2 separate regions of the Homo sapiens genome follow, and region 2 is linked to region 1. A link is an interaction called in ENCODE POLR2A ChIA-PET data of the cell type or tissue named here. Cell type or tissue: Panc1. All regions are shown on one strand. Links, peaks and the distances in the headings refer to the core of each region. The heading gives the core; the rest is flanking DNA. Region 1 overlaps TBL1XR1 (TBL1X/Y related 1). Region 2 has its middle 45 kb from the start of LINC00578.

Region 1 (10,162 bases), core at 762-8,761:
ATCTTCCTGCCTCTGCCCACCAAGTACCTGGGAATACAGGCATGCACCACCATGCCCAGCTAGTTTTTGTATTTTTTGTTGAGACGAGGTCTCGCCATGTTGCCCAAGCTGGTCTCAAACTCCTGAGCTCAAGCTATCCACCCACCTCAGCCTCCCAAAGTGCTGGGATTGCAGGCATGAGCCACCGTGCCAATGATCATGTCTTACCTGTCCCTGGATCCCCAGTTCTAACAATGCTGGCATGTAGCAAACACCTTTTTGAAGCCCACTGAGTGAATAACTGTGGTTCAAAAGCCTTAAGAAAAAACTATTATACAATCACGTTCAAGCCAATACTGATACCTTATAAAATCCAGGCGCGGTGGCTCACGCCTGTAATCCCAGCACTTTGGAAGGCCGAGGCGAGCGGATCACCTGAGGTCAGGTGTTTAAGACACACCTGACCAATATGGAGAAACCCCATCTCTACTCAAAATACTAAATTAGCCAGGTGTGGTGGCACATGCCTGTAATCCCAGCTACTCGGGAGACTGAGGCAGGAGAATTGCTTGGACCCAGGAGGCAGAGGTTGCAATGAGCTGAGATCGCACCATTGCACTACAGCCTGAGCAACAAGAGTGAAACTCTGTCTCAATAAATAAATACATACATACACACATAAAATCCATATGAAGACACTACCTCCTGAATTAGAAGTGTGCTGTTGGCCGGGCGCACTGGCTCACACCTGTAATCCTAGCACTCTGGGAGGCCGAGGCAGGTGGATCACGAGATCAGTAGATCGAGACCATCCTGGCTAACACGGTGAAACCCCATCTCTACTAAAAATACAAAAAAAAATTAACCAGGTGTGGTGTGGTGGCGGGCGCCTGTAGTCCCAGCTACTCGGGAGGCTGAGGCAGGAGAATGGTGTGAACCCGGGAGGCGGAGCTTGCAGTAAGCCAAGATCGCCCCACTGCACTCCAGCCTGGGCAACAGAGCCAGACTCCGTCTCAAAAAAAAAAAAAAAAAAAAAAAAAGTTTGCTGTGATTCCGAAAAAAGAAATCCAGGGCTTTTTGGAGAAATGGCTGACTCTAGGGCTAGAAAAGAAAAATACCAGAAGAGTTTGGAGCAAATTGTTATGTCAGAAAGTAAGAAACTGCTTAAAAAATCAAAGGACAGAGCATGTTGAAAGGGCACAGGAGGCCAGCCTGAAAGAGGTGCCAGTGGCAAAAGGTGGAACAACTGTAGCAGCAAATCAAGTAGTGGTAACATTAAATTATAACCCAAAGAATGGCCAGATGCGGTGGCTCACGCCTGTAATCCCAGCACTTTGGGAGGCCAAGGCAGGCGGATAGGTCAGGAGATTGAGACCATCCTGGCTAACATGGTGAAACCCCGTCTCTACTAAAAATACAAAAAATTAGCTGGGCATGGTGGCACGCACCTGTAATCCCAACTACTTGGGAGGCTGAAGCAGGAAAATCACTTGAACCCGGGAGGCAGAGGCTGCAGTGAGCCAAGATTGCGCCACTGCGCTCCAGCTCGGGAGACAAAGCAAAACTCCCACCTCAAAAAAAAAAAAAAAAAAATTATAACCCTTATAACCCAAAGAACAAAAATATCCACAAGTCCACACTGACATAAGTCATGGAATGAGTGAATAAATAAGTAAATATACAGGAGAAAAGGAACAAATCTCCTGTAAAGAAAAAAAACCCAATTAATGCATGTAAAAAGGAATAAGGGAACTAGAAAAATCACACCATTAGAAAACCACAGTCATCGGCCAGATGCAGTGGCTCATGCCTCTAATCCCAGCATTTTGGGAGGCCAAGGCAGGAGGATCGCATGAGCCCAGGATCGGAAGGTTAGTGAGCCATAATCGTACCACTACACTCCTGCCTGAGTGACAAGGCAAGACCCTCATCTCAAGAAAGAGAGAAGAGAGAGAGAGAGAAAGAGAGAGAGAGAGAAGGGAGGGGAGGGGAGGGGAGAGGGGAGGGGAGGAGAGGGAAGAGAAGAGCCAAGCCGAGCCAAGCCAAGCCAAGCCATAGTAAGTATTGCTCCAGATGAGATCCACTGATGAATGCTAAAATTATTGGACAAAACTTTCAAGGAAAAAAATGGCTATCTGCACAGCCTCAAAGCATCTCCCCAAAGTATTTCTTAATTACCACAGTGGTTTTAACATATTTCTTTGGCCAGGCGCGGTGGCTCATGCCTGTAATCCCAGCACTTTGGGAGGCCAAGAAGGGCAGATCACCTGAGGTCAGGAGTTCAAGACCAGCCTGAACAACAAGGAGAAACCTCGTATCTACTAAACACAAACAAACAAAAAATACAAAATTAGCCGGGCGTGGTGATGCATGCCTGTAATCCCAGCTACTCCGCAGTCTGAGGCAGGAGAATCGCTTGAACCTGGGAGGCGGGGGCTGCAGTGAGCCGAGATCGTGCCACTGCACTCCAGCCTGGGAAACAAGAGCAAAACTCCATCTCAAACAAAACAAAACAAAACAAAACACCATATTTCTTAATTACCGTGGTGATTTTAACATATGTCCACAAATTTTCCATGCTTTTCCCTCTAGTACGTAGAACTTAACATCCCTTTGCCTTGCATGAGGGCTAGATTAGTAGACTCACTTCTAATGAGCAGGTTGAGAAGCGAAAAACAGTAATTTCAGAGCGAAGGAACTTGGCACACATTACCTTAACCAAGAGACAAGATTAACATCACCAAGATTAAAATATACCAATAAGTGTCCCCTGTTTGATATGATGTGATGAGACAGGCACATCAACTCTATGGTATTGTACCCATAACCTCAGTCTAATCATTACAAATATCAGACAAACCAGTACTCTTCAAAATTGTCCAGGTCATGAAAAAGGGGAAAGACTGAGAAACTGTCACAGGTCAGAGGAGACTAAGGAGAAAACTAAATGCAACATGAGAACCTGGATTGGCTATTGGAACAGAAAAAAAGACATTCGTGGAAAAAACCGGAGAAATCCAAATAAAACCTATAGTTTAGTATTATACCAATGTTCATTTCTTAGGTTTGATAAATACACCATGGTTAGGTAAGACTGTAATACTGAGGAAGCAGTGTGAGGGTACACTGGAACTTTGTACTAACTTTGCAACTTTCTGTAAATCTAAAATTATTTCAAAAGTTAATATTTTTAAATTATAATCAGTTATACATTTAATCCAGATTAACACTCCAATGTTATCAAAGAAATTCTAATGACTTTTATATTAATGTAAAATCTTTAGAAGTGTTGTCAAAATATATGAAAAAGGGACTAATCCGAAATTCAAAAATTACACCCACTAGCAACTTCATGAACTACTTATACCAATCGATTTTTCACGTGACTATTCTCAAATAAGCATCTAATTTATTTATCCCTTGGTTAAGGTTATTATGATGACAGGCCGGGTGCGGTGGCTCACGCCTGTACTCCCAGCACTTTTGGAGGCCAAGGCGGATCACGAGGTCAGGAAATGGAGACCATCCTGGCTAACCAGTGAAACCCCGTCTGTAGTAAAAATACAAAAAAATTAGCCGGCCGGAGTGGCAAGCACCTGTAGTCCCAGCTACTGGGGAGGCTGAGGCAGAAGAATGGCGTGAACCCAGGAGGCAGAGCTTGCAGTGAGCTGAGATAGTGCCACTGCACTCCGGCCTGGGTGACAGAGCGAGACTCCATCTCAAAAAAAAAAAAAAAAAAAAAAGGTTATGATGATGACAAAGGATTCCTCATTCTCAATAGCAACTTCCCATAACACACCCTCCTGCTTTAGCTTTTGTCCATTAGCTATTCAGAAGCAAATTAATTCCCCATCCCAACAAACTCCCAATCTTCATACTCCTGTTCCCCAGAAAAAGAGGAGCAGTAGCAAGCCAGAAAGGAGACCCGGATGCTTAGCTCTTTTCAATACCACTCTCTTATGAATCTCCAATTGCATTTTTTGCAGAATTCAGAAACATGAACTAGTTTGCAATACTCCAAGAATTACTGGTGTCATTCACACCTATTACACTACTACCAGCTCAACTTTCTCCCCTGTCCAGAGCTAAGGCCCTTCCCTCCCAAATCCTCATCTCATCCTTCACACACTACACATCCAAGGTTGAAACATAATCCTGCCGTTCCGTTTAAAATCCTTCACTAGTTCCTATTACGGTCAGAAGAATGTCCTTAGGCACAGCAAAGAAGTCACTTTATGATATGAGCCCTGCTTACCAATTTCCAGCTCCTTCTCATCATTTACCAACTTAAAAACTGTACGCTAGACATAAACAAAACTGTTTGCCAGAAAAGACCAAACTGTTTGGCATCTTTATTCCCTGACACCTGCCTTCTTCTCATGTCTTATTTTTTATGGTAAATTATTTTAATGTACACTGGTTCTCAATTAGCACTTAATATAAGCAGCTCCTGAAACTTATTTTAGTATTTAGAAGATTATAAATGTGAATAACATTGTATTGTACTACTTAACAAACACAGTTTTAGTACACAATTTCCAAGACAAAGCAAAATAAAAGCTTAGCTGCTGAAGAATTGGCTTTGACATTCAGGAATCATACCATGAAAATAAAGATATTAAAGGAAAAAAAATCATTCTCAAAAATGTGTTTGGTGATATTATTTTAATTCTCTCTTCCATGAAACAGAATGTAACAAATGCACCTGAACTCACAAGTTTAATGAATAAAATAGAAGTTTCCTCTTCAGATATCTAAAAAATATTTTGAGACTAATGTATTCAAAATTGAGAACGTGCCTGGAAAACGCAAATGTTTTAAGAAAAACCAGTGCAGGCAGAGATCAGTATTGTACACACTCCCTGTAATTTGGGTGAACACACTTAATTTTTTAAATTATATATGCAATCATAGGGTTAAAGAACATTAGGTCCAGAAAAAACCTCTCAGAGATTCAACATAACGTGTTAAGGATGAAGCAACTGAAATCCAGAAACAAATATCTTAAGTCACAAAAGGCTTATTCTACATGGCAACCCATTTACTTATTTTGGTGACCTAATGAAGCATTAAAATAATAAGTTATTCAGGCCAGGCGCGGTGGCTCATGCCTGTAATCCTAGCACTTTGGGAGGCCGAGGCGTGCGGATCTCGAGGTCAGGAGATCGAGACCATCCTGACTAACACGGTGAAACCCCATCTCTACTAAAAATACAAAAATTAGCCGGGCGTGGTGGTGGGCGCCTGTAGTCCCAGCTACTCAGGAGGCTGAGGCAGGAGAATGGCGGGTGAACCCAGGAGACAGAGCTTGCAGTGAGCCCACATAGCGCCACTGCACTCCAGCCTGGGCAACAGAGCGAGACTCTGTCTCTAAAAAAAAAAAAAAATTAATTAAAATAAACAAATAAATAAATTTGCAGCACTGATATCTGGGGGAAAATTTAAAAAGTAAAATAAATAAAAATCAATAAAATAATAAGTTGTTCAGAATATGTAACTTGTTAATTTTCTTGTTTTTTGTTTTTGAGATGGAGTCTGGCTCTGTCGCCCAGGCTGGAATGCAGTGGTGCGATCTCGGCTCACTGCAACACCTCCGCCCCCTGGGCTCAAGCGATTCTCCTGCCTCAGCCTCCCGAGTAGCTGCGATTACAGGCTTGCGCCACCATGCCTGGCTAATTTTTGTATTTTTAATAGAGACGGAATTTCACCATGTTGGCCAGGCTGGTCTCGAACTCCTGACCTCAGATGATCCACCCACCTCGGCCTCCCAAAGTACTGGGAATACATGTGTGAGCCACTGGTTAATTTTCTTAAATGCTAATATTATTTAAATGTTTGATTATGGCTGGGCAAGCTGGCTCACACCTGTAATCCCAGCACTTTGGGAGGCCAAGGCAGGTGAATCACCTGAGGTCAGGAGTTCGAGACCAGCCCGGCCAACATGGAGAAACCCTCATCTCTATTAAAAACACAAAAAATTAGCCAGGCGTGATGGCGCATGCCTGTAATCCCACCTATTCAGGAGGCTGAGGCAGCAAAGTCACTTGAACACGGGAGGCAGAGGTTGCAGTGAGCCAAGATTGCGCCACTGCACTCCAGCCTGGGCAGAAGAAAAACTCTGTCTCAAAAAAGAAATTTAAAAATTAGCTGGCTATGGTGGGGCACGTCTGTAGTCCCAGCTACTGACGAGGCTGAGGTGGGAGGATTCCTTGAGCCCAGGAGGTCAAGGCTGCAGGAGGCAGTGATCGCACCACTTTACTCCAGCTTGGGCAACAAAGGGAAGCCATCTCAATTTTTTGAAAAAGGAAAATAGCAGGGCTGTTGACAGAGATTACTGGTAGCATCCAAATGGGTCTGGTTCCGGTTGCTCCTAAATCCCAGCTGACTCAATGCTCTTCCCAATCAATCAGTCCACTTTTGGATTCCATATGCCAATGCCAATGAATACCCTTTTTAACTTAAGCCAAAAGTTTGCATGAAGTTTCTATCATATAACTAAAGGAGTTCTGACCCATGCACTTTGGGAGTCCAAAGCAGGCGGATCACGAGGTCAGGAGTCCGAGACCAGCCTGACCAACACGGTGAAACCCCATCTCTACTAAAAATACAAAAATTAACCGGGTGTGGTGGCGTGCGCCCGTTATCCCAGCTACTCAGGAGGCTGAAGAAGGAGAATCACTCGAACCCAGGAGGCAGAGGTTGCAGTGAACCGAGATTGCGCCACTGCACTCCAGCCTAGGCGACAGAGCAAGACTCCATCTCAAAAAAAATAAAAATAAAAATAAAACATTAACTTCTCATTTATGATTATCATCAGTACAAAGCACATTTTCAGATTGGTCCATCAATTATCCATTTACCCGTTTTTTCTATTATTTGACTCGATTGCCATCTTTAAGTATGGCACTCACATATGTCCCTGGGCTTCCAAATTTCAACATTTAGTAAAACCTCTTCTGACCCTCCCCTAAATGCTAACCTTTTAATAAATTATTTCCAGTACTCTAATTATAAGGATGAACCAATTTAAGACTACCAGCTAATCATGAAAACATACCTAAGACAACAATCCACTCAACTATTTATTACGAACCTGCTAGGTCCTGTTCTAGGTAGCTGCAGACAGAATGACACATAAAATAGAGCCCCTCCCTGTTCTCATGCAGTTTAAATTCTGGAGGGACGTTTAAAAAAAAAAACAATGATCAAAGTTACTTCAGAGAGACAAAACTGCAACGTGGAGAATAAGGGTCTGATGGCTGAAAACTGCCGCGGGTGGGCAGTAATTTCAGTGTAACCTCTCTGAGGTGTTGGCATTGGAACTGAGAGGGAATGACATAAAAGAATCAGCTATATAACAATCTCAGGGCAGAGTATGAGGCAAAGAACAAAGTAATTAAGACGCTGAGACAGGAATAAGCTTGTTCAGTGGGTGTGGAGCTGGAATGGCTGGGCACGGTGAACAAGGTGAAACAAGATAAGGTTTGTGAGGTGGCCAGGGGCCAGATCGCACAGCAGAGTTTGGGGAGGAGGGACCCTCATAGGCTAAGATGTTTGAACTTTATACTGAGTGTGATCAAAAACCCTTAAAGGAAGGGGAAAGAGAAGAAAATGACATTTACTGGGCATCTAATATAGTACCAGATTTTAAAAATAAGTATAAATGTTTCTTCTGTGCACTCTATAAAACAATATAAGCATTCCCGGAAAACTTGACTTTACACAGTCACATGCTAAAAGTAACAAGCACTTTATGAGAAAAAAAAAGGAAGACCATCCCTATGCCACTTTGTAACCAAAATATTAACAAAGGCAATGTGAATAAAAATACAAATAAAAATGTTTAATATTAAGTTCCTAATAAAGATACAACTTTCAGGTGAAGGAAGCACACTAAGCAGGTAATTCCAGCACTTTGGGATGCCCAGGCAGGCGGATCACCTGAGGTCAGGAGTTCGAGACCAGCTTGACCAACATGGAGAAGCCCTAATTATACAGGAATCCAGCGATCTATTGGAAAAATAAAGGAGATGGGACCATATTTTAAGACAAGTTGTGGAAAAGGTTCCAGGATCAAACTGGGTAGGGTATAAATATTCTTCACCCATGGAACTGCTGTGGTTTCTTTTCTTTTATAACCTGATTATCAGTCAGGCGCAGTGGTTCACGCCTGTAACCCCAGCACTTTGGGAGGCCGAGGCTGGTGGATCACCTGAGATCAGGAGATCGAGACCATCCTGGCTAACACGGTGAAACCCCGTTCTACTAAAAATACAAAAATTAGCCGGGTGTGGTGGCGGGTGCCTGTAATCCCACCTACTCGGGAGGCGGAGGCAAGAGAATTGCTTGAAGCCGGGAGGTGGCAATTGCAGTGAGCCAAGATCACGCCATTGCACTCCAGCCTGGGCAACAAGAGCGAAACTACGTCTCAAAAAAAAAAAAAAAAAAAAAAAAGATACTTGGGGCTGTGAAGAGATGGGGGAGAATCGCACAACAACCCCCTCCAAAAACTTCAAAGACTAAAAACATGGCCAAACTAGGCCAACAGGAAGAATTCACAAGTGGCCACCATGGCTTGTTTCATTCAGCTCTTAGTGTACTTTGAGCTCGACTATTGTTACCTGATGCAAAACATGAATATGCTGGGGAAAATCACGTATGAACCAGAGCAATCTCCTTGTTGTACTGACATAATTCTCGTATTTACCAATTACATATGAGCCTATTCCGGATACAGACACACGCTGGAGCACAACCAAGTATTCTTTTAACTTACGGTATCTGTTTTATTCTAACTAAATTCTTAAGAGATAAGTCATGGCATTTTGCAAATATGGGAACTGAAGCTCAAGAGAGGCAGGTAAAATGTATCCAAAGTTTCTCCCAGGAGTGAAGCTAAAGGTTGCAGAAGTTATTCCTAAACCCAACCTCAAAGTTGCAACTACTCTTGGGAGGGCTTCAAACCAAGACCTTTAAATTCTACCATGTGCATTCACCATATTTATCAAAGACCATTAGCATGCTGTTATGGTTCCTGTCATTACCAGTTCTCACTTGTAACAAGTCACTTCTATGTTGATTTGTCAGAACAAAGGAGCCAACCAACCGATATATCTACTAGCAAAATACACATGAATCATCTGGAAGAAAACGCAAGAAAGGCAAATGAGGCTAGATAAAATGAGGCAGCTAGATTCACCAGCATATCTGACACAAAAAAGGGAACAAACCAAGTAGAGAAGCAACAAATTAAAAAACATACCCACTACAGGCTGGGTGCAGTCGCTCATGCCTGTAATCCCAGCACTTTGGGAGGCCAAGGCAGGCAATCATGAGGTCAGGAGATCGAGACCATCCTGGCCAACATGGTGAAACCCTATCTCTACTAAAATACAAAAAATTAGCCAGGCATGGTGGCACGTGCCTGTAATCCCAGCTACTTGGGAGGCTGGGGCAGGAGAATTGCCTGAATCCGGGAGGCGTGGGTTGCAGTGAGCTGAGATCGTGTCACTGCACTCCAGCCTGGTGACGGAGCAAGACTCCGTCTCAAAAAAAAAAAAAAAAAAAAAAGCATACCCACTACAAGAAACAGAGCCCAGAGATACAAAAGATTAAAGTACCTACTTTAATCTACAGACAAGTAAACAAAGGGTAAAAAAGGGAAAAGCCCATAAATACGTTCATTCCCCCCCCCCCCATTTAATAGTACCTTGTCTGTTTTAACAACATTCAGAGGAAAACAAAAATGTTACTCATTTAAATATTACTCTCCTTGGAGTTTTTTTAATCTGCTGACGACTTTTTTAAACTTTTATTTTTAAATATTTTTTAGAATATCACTAAAATACTGTTGCAATCATTTTAAGTTCAAAGTTTTAAAACCGAAAATCCTATATTCTCTGACAGTAAATTCTGGTTTCTAGAAAGTAGCTCAAAAACAAATGCGTCATCCTCTACTTTGGAAGGTTCCAAATGATAACAGAATCAAATCTACCAAGACCCCTCATCCCAACCAAATGTCTCTAAATACCAAGATCTCAGATTACCCTGGAATTTTTTTTTTTTTGAGACGGAGATTTGCTCTTGTCACCCAGGCTGGAGTGCAATGACATGATCTCAGCTCCCTGCAACCTCTGCCTCCTGGGTTCAAGGGATTCTCCTGCCTCAGCCTCTGGAGTAGCTA
Region 2 (10,162 bases), core at 856-8,855, 220 kb after region 1:
GTTCTCGTTGGTTTCAAAGAACATCTTTATTTCTGCCTTCATTTCGTTATGTACCCAGTAGTCATTCAGGAGCAGGTTGTTCAGTTTCCATGTAGTTGAGCGGCTTTGAGTGAGATTCTTAATCCTGAGTTCTAGTTTGATTGCACTGTGGTCTGAGAGATAGTTTGTTATAATTTCTGTTCTTTTACATTTGCTGAGGAGAGCTTTACTTCCAACTATGTGGTCAATTTTGGAATAGGTGTGGTGTGGTGCTGAAAAAAATGTATATTCTGTTGATTTGGGGTGGAGAGTTCTGTAGATGTCTATTAGGTCCACTTGGTGCAGAGCTGAGTTCAATTCCTGGGTATCCTTGTTGACTTTCTGTCTCGTTGATCTGTCTAATGTTGACAGTGGGGTGTTAAAGTCTCCCATTATTAATGTGTGGGAGTCTAAGTCTCTTTGTAGGTCACTCAGGACTTGCTTTATGAATCTGGGTGCTCCTGTATTGGGTGCATATATATTTAGGATAGTTAGCTCCTCTTGTTGAATTGATCCCTTTACCATTATGTAATGGCCTTCTTTGTCTCTTTTGATCTTTGTTGGTTTAAAGTCTGTTTTATCAGAGACTAGGATTGCAACCCCTGCCTTTTTTTGTTTTCCATTTGCTTGGTAGATCTTCCTCCATCCTTTTATTTTGAGCCTATGTGTGTCTCTGTACGTGAGATGGGTTTCCTGAATACAGCACACTGATGGGTCTTGACTCTTTATCCAATTTGCCAGTCTGTGTCTTTTAACTGGAGCATTTAGTCCATTTACACTTAAAGTTAATATTGTTATGTGTGAATTTGATCCTGTCATTATGATGTTAGCTGGTGATTTTGCTCGTTAGTTGATGCAGTTTCTTCCTAGTCTCGATGGTCTTTACATTTTGGCATGATTTTGCAGCGGCTGGTACCGGTTGTTCCTTTCCATGTTTAGCGCTTCCTTCAGGAGCTCTTTTAGGGCAGGCCTGGTGGTGACAAAATCTCTCAGCATTTGCTTGTCTGTAAAGTATTTGATTTCTCCTTCACTTACGAAGCTTATTTTGGGTGGATATGAAATTCTGGGTTGAAAATTCTTTTCTTTAAGAATGTTGAATATTGGCCCCCACTCTCTTCTGGCTTGTAGGGTTTCTGCCGAGAGATCCGCTGTTAGTCTGATGGGCTTCCCTTTGAGGGTAACCCGACCTTTCTCTCTGGCTGCCCTTAACATTTTTTCCTTCATTTCAACTTTGGTGAATCTGACAATTATGTGTCTTGGAGTTGCTCTTCTCGAGGAGTATCTTTGTGGCGTTCTCTGTATTTCCGGAATCTGAACGTTGGCCTGCCTTGCTAGATTGGGGAAGTTCTCCTGGATAATATCCTGCAGAGTGTTTTCCAACTTGGTTCCATTCTCCGCATCACTTTCAGGTACACCAATCAGACGTAGATTTGGTCTTTTTCACATAGTCCCATATTTCTTGGAGGCTTTGCTCATTTCTTTTTATTCTTTTTCTCTAAACTTCCCTTCTCGCTTCATTTCATTCATTTCATCTTCCATTGCTGATACCCTTTCTTCCAGTTGATCGCATCGGCTCCTGAGGCTTCTGCATTCTTCACGTAGTTCTCGAGCCTTGGTTTTCAGCTCCATCAGCTCCTTTAAGCACTTCTCTGTATTGGTTATTCTAGTTATACATTCTTCTAAATTTTTTTCAAAGTTTTCAACTTCTTTGCCTTTGGTTTGAATGTCCTCCCGTAGCTCAGAGTAATTTGATCGTCTGAAGCCTTCTTCTCTCAGCTCGTCAAAGTCATTCTCCATCCAGCTTTGTTCCGTTGCTGGTGAGGAACTGCGTTCCTTTGGAGGAGGAGAGGCGCTCTGTATTTTAGAGTTTCCAGTTTTTCTGTTCTGTTTTTTCCCCATCTTTGTGGTTTTATCTACTTTTGGTCTTTGATGATGGTGATGTACAGATGGGTTTTCGGTGTGGATGTCCTTTCTGTTTGTTAGTTTTCCTTCTAACAGACAGGACCCTCAGCTGCAGGTCTGTTGGAATACCCTGCCGTGTGAGGTGTCAGAGTGCCCCTGCTGGGGGGTGCCTCCCAGTTAGGCTGCTCGGGGGTCAGGTGTCAGGGACCCACTTGAGGCAGTCTGCCCGTTCTCAGATCTCCAGCTGCGTGCTGGGAGAACCACTGCTCTCTTCAAAGCTGTCAGACAGGGACATTTAAGTCTGCAGAGGTTACTGCTGTCTTTTTGTTTGTCTGTGCCCTGCCCCCAGAGGTGGAGCCTACAGAGGCAGGCAGGCCTCCTTGAGCTGTGGTGGGCTCCACCCAGTTGGAGCTTCCTGGCTGCTTTGTTTACCTAAGCAAGCCTGGGCAATGGCGGGCGCCCCTCCTCCAGCCTCGCTGCCGCCTTGCAGTTTGATCTCAGACTGCTGTGCTAGCAATCAGCGAGACTCCGTGGGTGTAGGACCCTCCGAGCCAGGTGTGGCATATAGTCTCGTGGTGCGCTGTTTTTTAAGCCGGTCTGAAAAGCGCAATATTCGGGTGGGAGTGACCCGATTTTCCAGGTGCGTCCCTCACCCCTTTCTTTGACTCGGAAAGGGAACTCCCTGACCCCTTGCGCTTCCCAGGTGAGGCAATGCCTCGCCCTGCTTCGGCTCGCGCACGGTGCGCGCACCCACTGGCCTGCGCCCACTGTCTGGTACTCCCTAGTGAGATGAACCCGGTACCTCAGATGGAAATGCAGAAATCACCCGTCTTCTGCGTCGCTCACGCTGGGCTTTTTTTCTTTTTCAATACTGCTCCTTCTCTATACATTTCCCTCCCTCCCTCCCTCCCCTCCCCTCATTCCCCTCCCCACTTCTTTCCTTCCCTCCCTCCTTCCCTCCCTTCCTTCCTTCCTTCCTTCCTTTTTATTGAGACAGAGTCTTGCTCTGTCATCCAGGCTGGAGTGCAGTGGCGCAATCTCGACTCACTGCAACCTCCATCTCCCGGGTTCAAGGAATTCTCTTGCCTCAGCCTCCTGAGTAGCTGGGATTACAGGTGTGCGCCACCACGCCAGGCTAATTTTTTTGTATTTTCAGTAGATACAGGGTTTCACTATATTGGCCAGGCTGGTCTTGAACTCCTGACCTCAGGTGATCCGCCTGCCTCGGGCTCCCAAAGTGTTGGGATTACAGGCGTGAGTCACTGCGCCCTGTTATACATTTTTTTTCAACAACATATCACATTGTAGCCATCTCCCAGCCACCAAATGAATTATAAAAATACTAACTCTTCCAGATCTGGGTATACACGCCACCTGCTAGTATTTGGTTGGAGAGAAAATTTCTCAGCCTCTTTCTGTGTGGTGATAATGAATACACTCAGCATCCAGCACGTTTTTAGGCATCTTGAGGAGGAGAGCACACCCAGGGTCTGAAATGTCCTTAGAGCGTGAGAGTTTGGACTCAAGAGAGTCTAGAAAAATGCCCAAGTGCTACTTGCATGTGACAGCCAGGCAGATCTGAGTGTATTTATTCTGATAAACCTTAACCCTGAAAACTCAGAGGTAAGTTCTCAGTGTCTCAACAGAAAGAAATATGCAGCCTGGAAGGTAAACATGGAAGATAGAGTGCCTGCATGGAGAAGACACTAACCCAGGAAGATCGTGAGCTCCCCTTTGAATAAGATGTTCCTCCAGGGCAAAGATGACAAGGCTGTCCCTAATGCCTAGCTCACAGTATGTAGTGATCACAAGACCTGCTCAATAAATTTTTGTTGATGAAGCATTATCCATTGTTATATAGATCATCTGAAGCCATATCCTAAAAGGATATACAGTTGTCCCTTAGTATGGGGGAGGATTGGTTTCAGAGCCCCCCCAAACCATACTAAACTCCGAGAATGTTTACATAAAATGATGTAGTATTTGATATAACCTATGCTCACACTCTCACAGACATTAAATAATCTCTAGGTTAGGTATAATATCTAATACAATGTAAATGCTATGCAAGTAATTGTTATACTGTATTGTTTCTAAAGTATGTATTTTTTGTTATATTCTTATTTTTTATTTTTTTCAAGTATTTTCCATCTATAGTTGGTTAAATCTGTGGACACAAAACCAGTGGATATGGAGGGCTAATTACACTGACATAAAAAATAGATTACTCTAGATTTTAAAATTAAGGTATAGATTATGCCCAGCAAGGTTGATGCACAGGAGAAGCTTTGGAACTCAGAATACTTGCATAAAAACCTAGACACCATCTTTTATTTATTTTATTATTATTTTTTGAGATGGAGTCTCGCTCTGTCACCCAGGTTAGAGTGCAATGACACAATCTCGGCTCACTGCAACCTCTGCCTCCCGGGTTCAAGCGATTCTCCTGCCTCAGCCTCCTGAGTAGCTGGAACTACAGGCGCGCACCACCACACCCAGCTAATTCTTGTATTTTTAGTAGAAACGGGGTTTCACCATGTGGTCAGGCTGGTCTCGAACTCCTGACCTCGTGATCTGCTCGCCTTGGCCTCCCAAAATCCTGGGATTACAGGTGTGAGCCACCGCGCCCGGCCTGACACCCTCTTTTAAAGAGGCTCTAACAGCATGGAGGAAAATGCAGCATGGCTTTATTAATAGTTAGTGAAATGGCAGGGCATACACTCTGTAGAATAGCTCCATATGGTGAGAGCAGAAGACTACATCTTTTATTACCCCACCTTCAAAACCGAAAACCTTGTAGTGAAGAGCTGCCAACAGCACACTGCAAAATGACAAAAGCCCCATAGCACAATGAACTGCTAGATTGTATTACGCTCTGCACATAGAGCAGGAAAATCCCACTTATCATGTAATCATACACACGTGTTATCCCATGTGTGTGAAGCTCAGCCTACAGCCTGAGATTCCACAGCTAAAATCAAAGGGAACAGGGCATATGTCTGAAGGCAGGAAAGGCAAATACAAAGAGAGCCACGATTTCTCATAAACCAGTCATAAAAGGTCATTTTCCTTATCAAACCAATTAATCTATTTAGCTCAACTGATTCTTTGAGACAGTAAAAATTGCTTACGTATCTTGCAAGCACTGAGGAAAGGATCAGCTTTTCTTTTAAAATCAAGAGTGTTAAGATCATTGCAGATATATGACATTCTTGTTGAAATGTTTTTTGTTTTGAAAGCTATACATGGTAATTGTAGAAATAATTAGAAAATAAAGACAAGAGTTTTTAAGAAATGCCAGTATTTCTTCCCCTAAAAGACAGTAACTTTTAACATTTTGGTGAATATATTTGTGGACCCACAACAATGGGCTGATGCCACGAATATTGTTTTATACTTTTTTCCACTTATAAAGATATTGTGAACAATTCTCCATGATAATATGTATTTTTAAATTAATTAAATTACATACAGAAAAGTATGCATATTGTATCATATCAAGGCATAATTTAACATCATTTTAAAGGTATGGTATTTCATTTCTGGGAATACATCGTAATTTATTTAACTAGTGTATGTATGCATGTATTTATTTATTTTTTGAGACGGAGTCTCTCTCTGTCACCCAGGCTAGAGTGCAGTGGCATGGTCTTGGCTCACTGCAACCTCCACCTCCCGGATTCAAGTGATTCTCCTGTCTTAGCCTCCCAAGTAGCTGGGGCTACAGGCACGCACCACCGCGTCTGGCTAATTTTTGTATTTTTAGTAGAGGCGAAGTTGCACCATGTTGGCCAGGCTGATCTTGAACTTCTCCTGACCTCAGGTGATCTGCCTGCCTTGGCCTCCCAAATTATTTTGTTTTTAGAAATACAAGGTTTCCCTACATCTCCCTTCACTATTATAAAAAAATGCAAAAGAATATCAATGGACATATTGTATATCTTTGCACATATCCCTAAATTATGTCCTTAGGATTACTATTAAAATTGGAATTACTGGTTAAATGAGATGATTTTTTCTAAAGCTTTGCCATATAGCTTTCTGGAATAGTCATACCTGGCTATGCTCCTACCCTCAGTGCACGAGCTTATATGAAGAAAGGGAGGTTGTGTCATTTACAAGTTGCAAAGAGTTTTCTTTCTCTGGAAAGCATGTGTATTTCTTTAAGCATGAATTGCATGAATAAGTCCTTTGGCCTTTTTTTTTTTTTTTTCTACTGGGATGTCTTTGTTTGTGTTGCTATAAAGGAATACCCGAGGCTGGGTAATTCATAAAGAAAAGAGGTTTATTTGGCTCAGGTTCTGCGGGCTGTACAAAAAGCATGGCACCAGTATTTGCTTCTGGCAAGGGCCTCAGGCTGCTTCCACTCATGGCCGAAGGGAAAGGGGAGCTAGAGTGTGCAGAGGTCACAGGGGAGAGCAGAAGCAGGAGAGAGGGGAGGGAGGTGTCAGGCTCTTTTTACAAACCAGTTCTGGATGGAACTAAGAGAGTGAGAGTTCATTTCCGTGAGGACAGCACCAGGACGTTCATGAGGGATCTGTTCCTGTGACCCAAGCATTTCCCATGAGGCCCCACCTCCAACACTGGGGATCACATTTCAACATAAGACTTGGCGGGGCCAAACAAACCGTATCTAACCCATAGCATGGGATATTCGTCTTTTCTTTTCAATTACAATATCTTCTTACGTCATAATGAATTAATCTTTTATCTGACTTATGTGAAGGAATTTTTCTTATTTTATCATTTGCCTTTGAAATATTTATGTATATTTGTGTGTGTGCAGTTGATCCTCATTATTTATGAATTCTGTATTTGCGAATTTACTCACCAAAATTTATTTCTAACTCTATATCAATATTTGTTGCACTTTTTGGTTATGTGTGGACATGCACAGAGCTGTAAAAAATGTGTGTTGCTTGACATGCGTGTTCCCAGATGAAGCAGAACAAGGTTGCTTTACCTTCCTGTTTAATCTGTCATATGGGAAACATGGGGCTTTTTTTCCTCGTCTGTTTAGTGCCACATTTTCCACGTTTGTGCTTTTTGTTGGTGCTTTCATTGTTTCAAATAGCCCCTAAGCATAGTGCTGAAGCGATGTCTTGTGTTCCCAAGCTCGAGAAGGCTGTGATGAGCCTTGTGTTAGATAAGCTTCATTCAGGCATGCATTATTGTGCTGTTGGTCATTAGTTAAATGTTAGTGAATCAACAACATGTAATAAATAAGGTGTCTTTAGACAGAAGCACACATAAAACAAAGTTAAGTATCAATTGGTTGATTAAAATGTTGGGATCCGGCCGGGTATGGTGGCTCACACTTGTAATCCCAGCACTTTGGGAGGCCGAGGTGGGCCGATCACGAGGTCAGGAGATCGAGATCATCCTGGCTAACACGGTGAAACCCCGTCTCTATTAAAAATACAAAAAATTAGTCAGGTGTGGTGGTGGGCGCCTGTAGTCCCAGCTACTCGGGAGGCTGAGGCAGGAGAATGGAGTGAACCCAGGAGGCAGAGCTTGCAGTGAGCCAAGATTGCACCACTGCACTCCAGCCTAGGCGACAGAGTGAGACTCCGTCTCAAAAAAAAAAAAAAAAAAAAGTTGGGATCTGAGGCTTGCAGGAACCCAGCCCTCTATTTTCCTGGGAGCAATGGTTCAATATCACCAATTCAGTGTTCACACATGACTAATGTGAATAATGAGAATCAACTGTATATATATTTTTTCTTCACAGGTAGACATTTACATTTTTTATCTAGACACGTATTTCTTTTTTTAAAATAGATTATGCCTTGGTGATGTGCTTAGTATTGTAAAAACATTTATATTCTAGTCTTCATATTTTCCATGTTGGGGGACCTCTGCTCTAGTGACACCCCTGGACTCTCACTGGACCACCCACTTACCTGAGTGGTGACTTTGGGAACAGAAACAGACCCTTTAACCCTTCTCGAATCTGCCCCCTTCCTGAAAATAGCACATATCCTCTGATCCTTACATTTTATAGGGCACACCTCTTCCCCCAAGGTAAAGGCCTGGAAGTTGAGTACTGCCTGTAATCAAGAAAGTCAACTTTTGAAGTACAGTATTAGCAGGTCCACGGCCATTGCTGACTTAATAACTTAAGAGTATTGCTGAAGCTATAATCTCTAATACCTGCTTTATCAGTGATAATGTTCATTTTCTCACTGACTCCAGGGTTGAGCTCTCAGTTGGTTACAAACTAAGGCAGGAAAAGAAAGCATGTTCTTGTAGTAGCTATCTTTACTTAAAAATTTCTTTTTCACATTAAAAATGTTATTTATATTCACATATGAATATTTATTATTATTACTATTATTATTTCTTGAGACAGAATTTCACTCTCGTCACCCACGCTGGAGTGCAATGGAGTGATCTCAGCTCACTGCAACCTCTGCCTTCCAGGTTCAAGAGATTATCTTTCCTCAGCCTCCCAAGTAGCTGGGATTACAGGCATCCACCACCACACCCAGCTAATTTTCATGTTTTTAGTAGAGACGGGGTTTCTCCATGTTGGCCAGGCTGGTCTCAAACTTGTGACCTCAGGTGATCCGCCCACTTTGGCCTCCCAAAGTGCTGGGATAACAGGCACGAACCACCATGCCTGGCCACACATATGACTTTTTTTTTTTTTTTTTTTTTTTTTGAGATGGAGTTTTGCTCTTGTTGCCCAGGCTGGAGTGCAATGGTGCGATCTCGGCTCGCCGAAACCTCCGCCTCCCGGATTCAAGCGATTCTCCTGCCTCAGCCTCCTGAGTAGCTGGGAATACAGGCATGTGCATCCAAGCCCGGCTAATTTTGTATTTTTAGTAGAGACCAGGTTTCTCCTGTTGATCAGGCTAGTCTCAAACTCCCAACCTTAGGCGATCCACCCTCCTTGGCCTCCCAAAGTGCTGGGATTACAGGTGTGAGCCACTGCCGGCCACACCACCTGGCCACATATGAATATTTATAGTTCTTCTTTGACTTACTTGTTTTTTTATCTCTTAATTCTTTGTTTCAGAGTAGCTAATGTTGCTGTTGGATTTCTGTTTTTATATAAGGCACTGACACTCAAAAAAAGGGAGCAGGCTCTGTTAGCCCCTCAGGTTATCTGTGGTTTGGGGGGCAGTTCTTCCCTTGTTCCTACCAGCCTTGCTTTCTGGGGTCTGAGCCTAAATCTTATTTACCTTGACTTGTTATCTGATAAAAATTTTAGTCTTGATTCTCGCACTGTTTGACGCTCAGCCTGTTGCAGCATGGCCTCCACCTCTCATTCTCACTGAATTTTTTCTTTGCAAGTTATGTCCCTGGCTCTTCTTTTCTGTATCACTACCCCTGGGATATTAGGTGTTTGACTCAGAGGTGAGCTAAAGTGTAGTGACTCTGTCCAGACTTAATCTTAGAGCTCCAGAGCTTCACATTATTTTCCCCCTAAATTCTATCACCCATAAACAGTCAAAGATACTTGGAGTTGCCATGTACTGCAATGGCCTTGTACGTATCATGGGTCTCTCAGCTTGGTGACACCAGTCCAGGCTATATGAAGAACTTTTGTTGTTATTTAAGAACATAGTATATACTGTTATTCTTTTAAATTCATCATCCATAGAAAGACAGAATGCTATTATGGGAAGAGTCTTTGAATAAGATAGAACTGGATTCAGATCCTGCTTTTCCTGCTTTACCAGCTGTGTAACCTGCTATGTTGACCTTTAAGACTGAGTTTCCTCATCTATAAAATAGTGAAAATAGTAAGCATTCTCTCAGAAAATGAGAGAATTTTTGTAGGGTACCTAGCACAATGCTTGGAGATGACAGAAGATTGATACCTGTTGGTTAAATATGTTTTTTTATTCTGTTGCCTTCTCTTCTACATTGGGCGAGATTTCAGCTCTAATCTTTTAGCACATTCATAGAATAAATAATTTCAAAGTATTTTTCATGCATAATCTGGTAAATTACTCTGTTTTATTCTGTTCTTCTACAAACCACCAAAAGGAACGAGCAAATCAGGGACACTTCCAGGGGACATGACTCTTCCAAGGGTTCCCTTAGAAATAGTTGGTCCCTAATCATCTGACCACAGAAGGTGTGTGATCTCATGTCATCAACTCTCAGTTCTGATTGACTTTGCTCAGGGTTCTCATTTGTTCTGCGGATCATTCTCTACTCACATTCTTTACCTTTATCCACTCGAGCATTATGCCTGGTAAATAGCTGTTTTTTAAAAAAGTTAAAGTTT

Evidence for each region. Peaks named below come from ENCODE experiments on the same cell type or tissue, not always from the same donor. Only the 100,000 strongest peaks of a DNase experiment are listed, where the experiment ranks them.
Region 2: POLR2A ChIA-PET joins it to region 1 with 11 read pairs; 3 of 35 experiments call an interaction of 5 or more read pairs at or near these places.

The regions. Positions count from the first base shown.
Region 1 is chr3:177,170,709-177,180,870 of GRCh38, forward strand. The region is part of intron 1 of TBL1XR1 (TBL1X/Y related 1); the gene reads right to left. Among named protein-coding and RNA genes, the nearest start is that of TBL1XR1, 22 kb to the right of the region's middle. In Panc1, for the core only: no CTCF peak of the experiment used is centred there; no DNase peak of the experiment used is centred there; H3K27ac peaks cover 1,785 bases.
Region 2 is chr3:177,391,980-177,402,141 of GRCh38, forward strand. No RefSeq gene overlaps it. Among named protein-coding and RNA genes, the nearest start is that of LINC00578, 45 kb to the right of the region's middle. In Panc1, for the core only: no CTCF peak of the experiment used is centred there; no DNase peak of the experiment used is centred there; H3K27ac peaks cover 3,275 bases.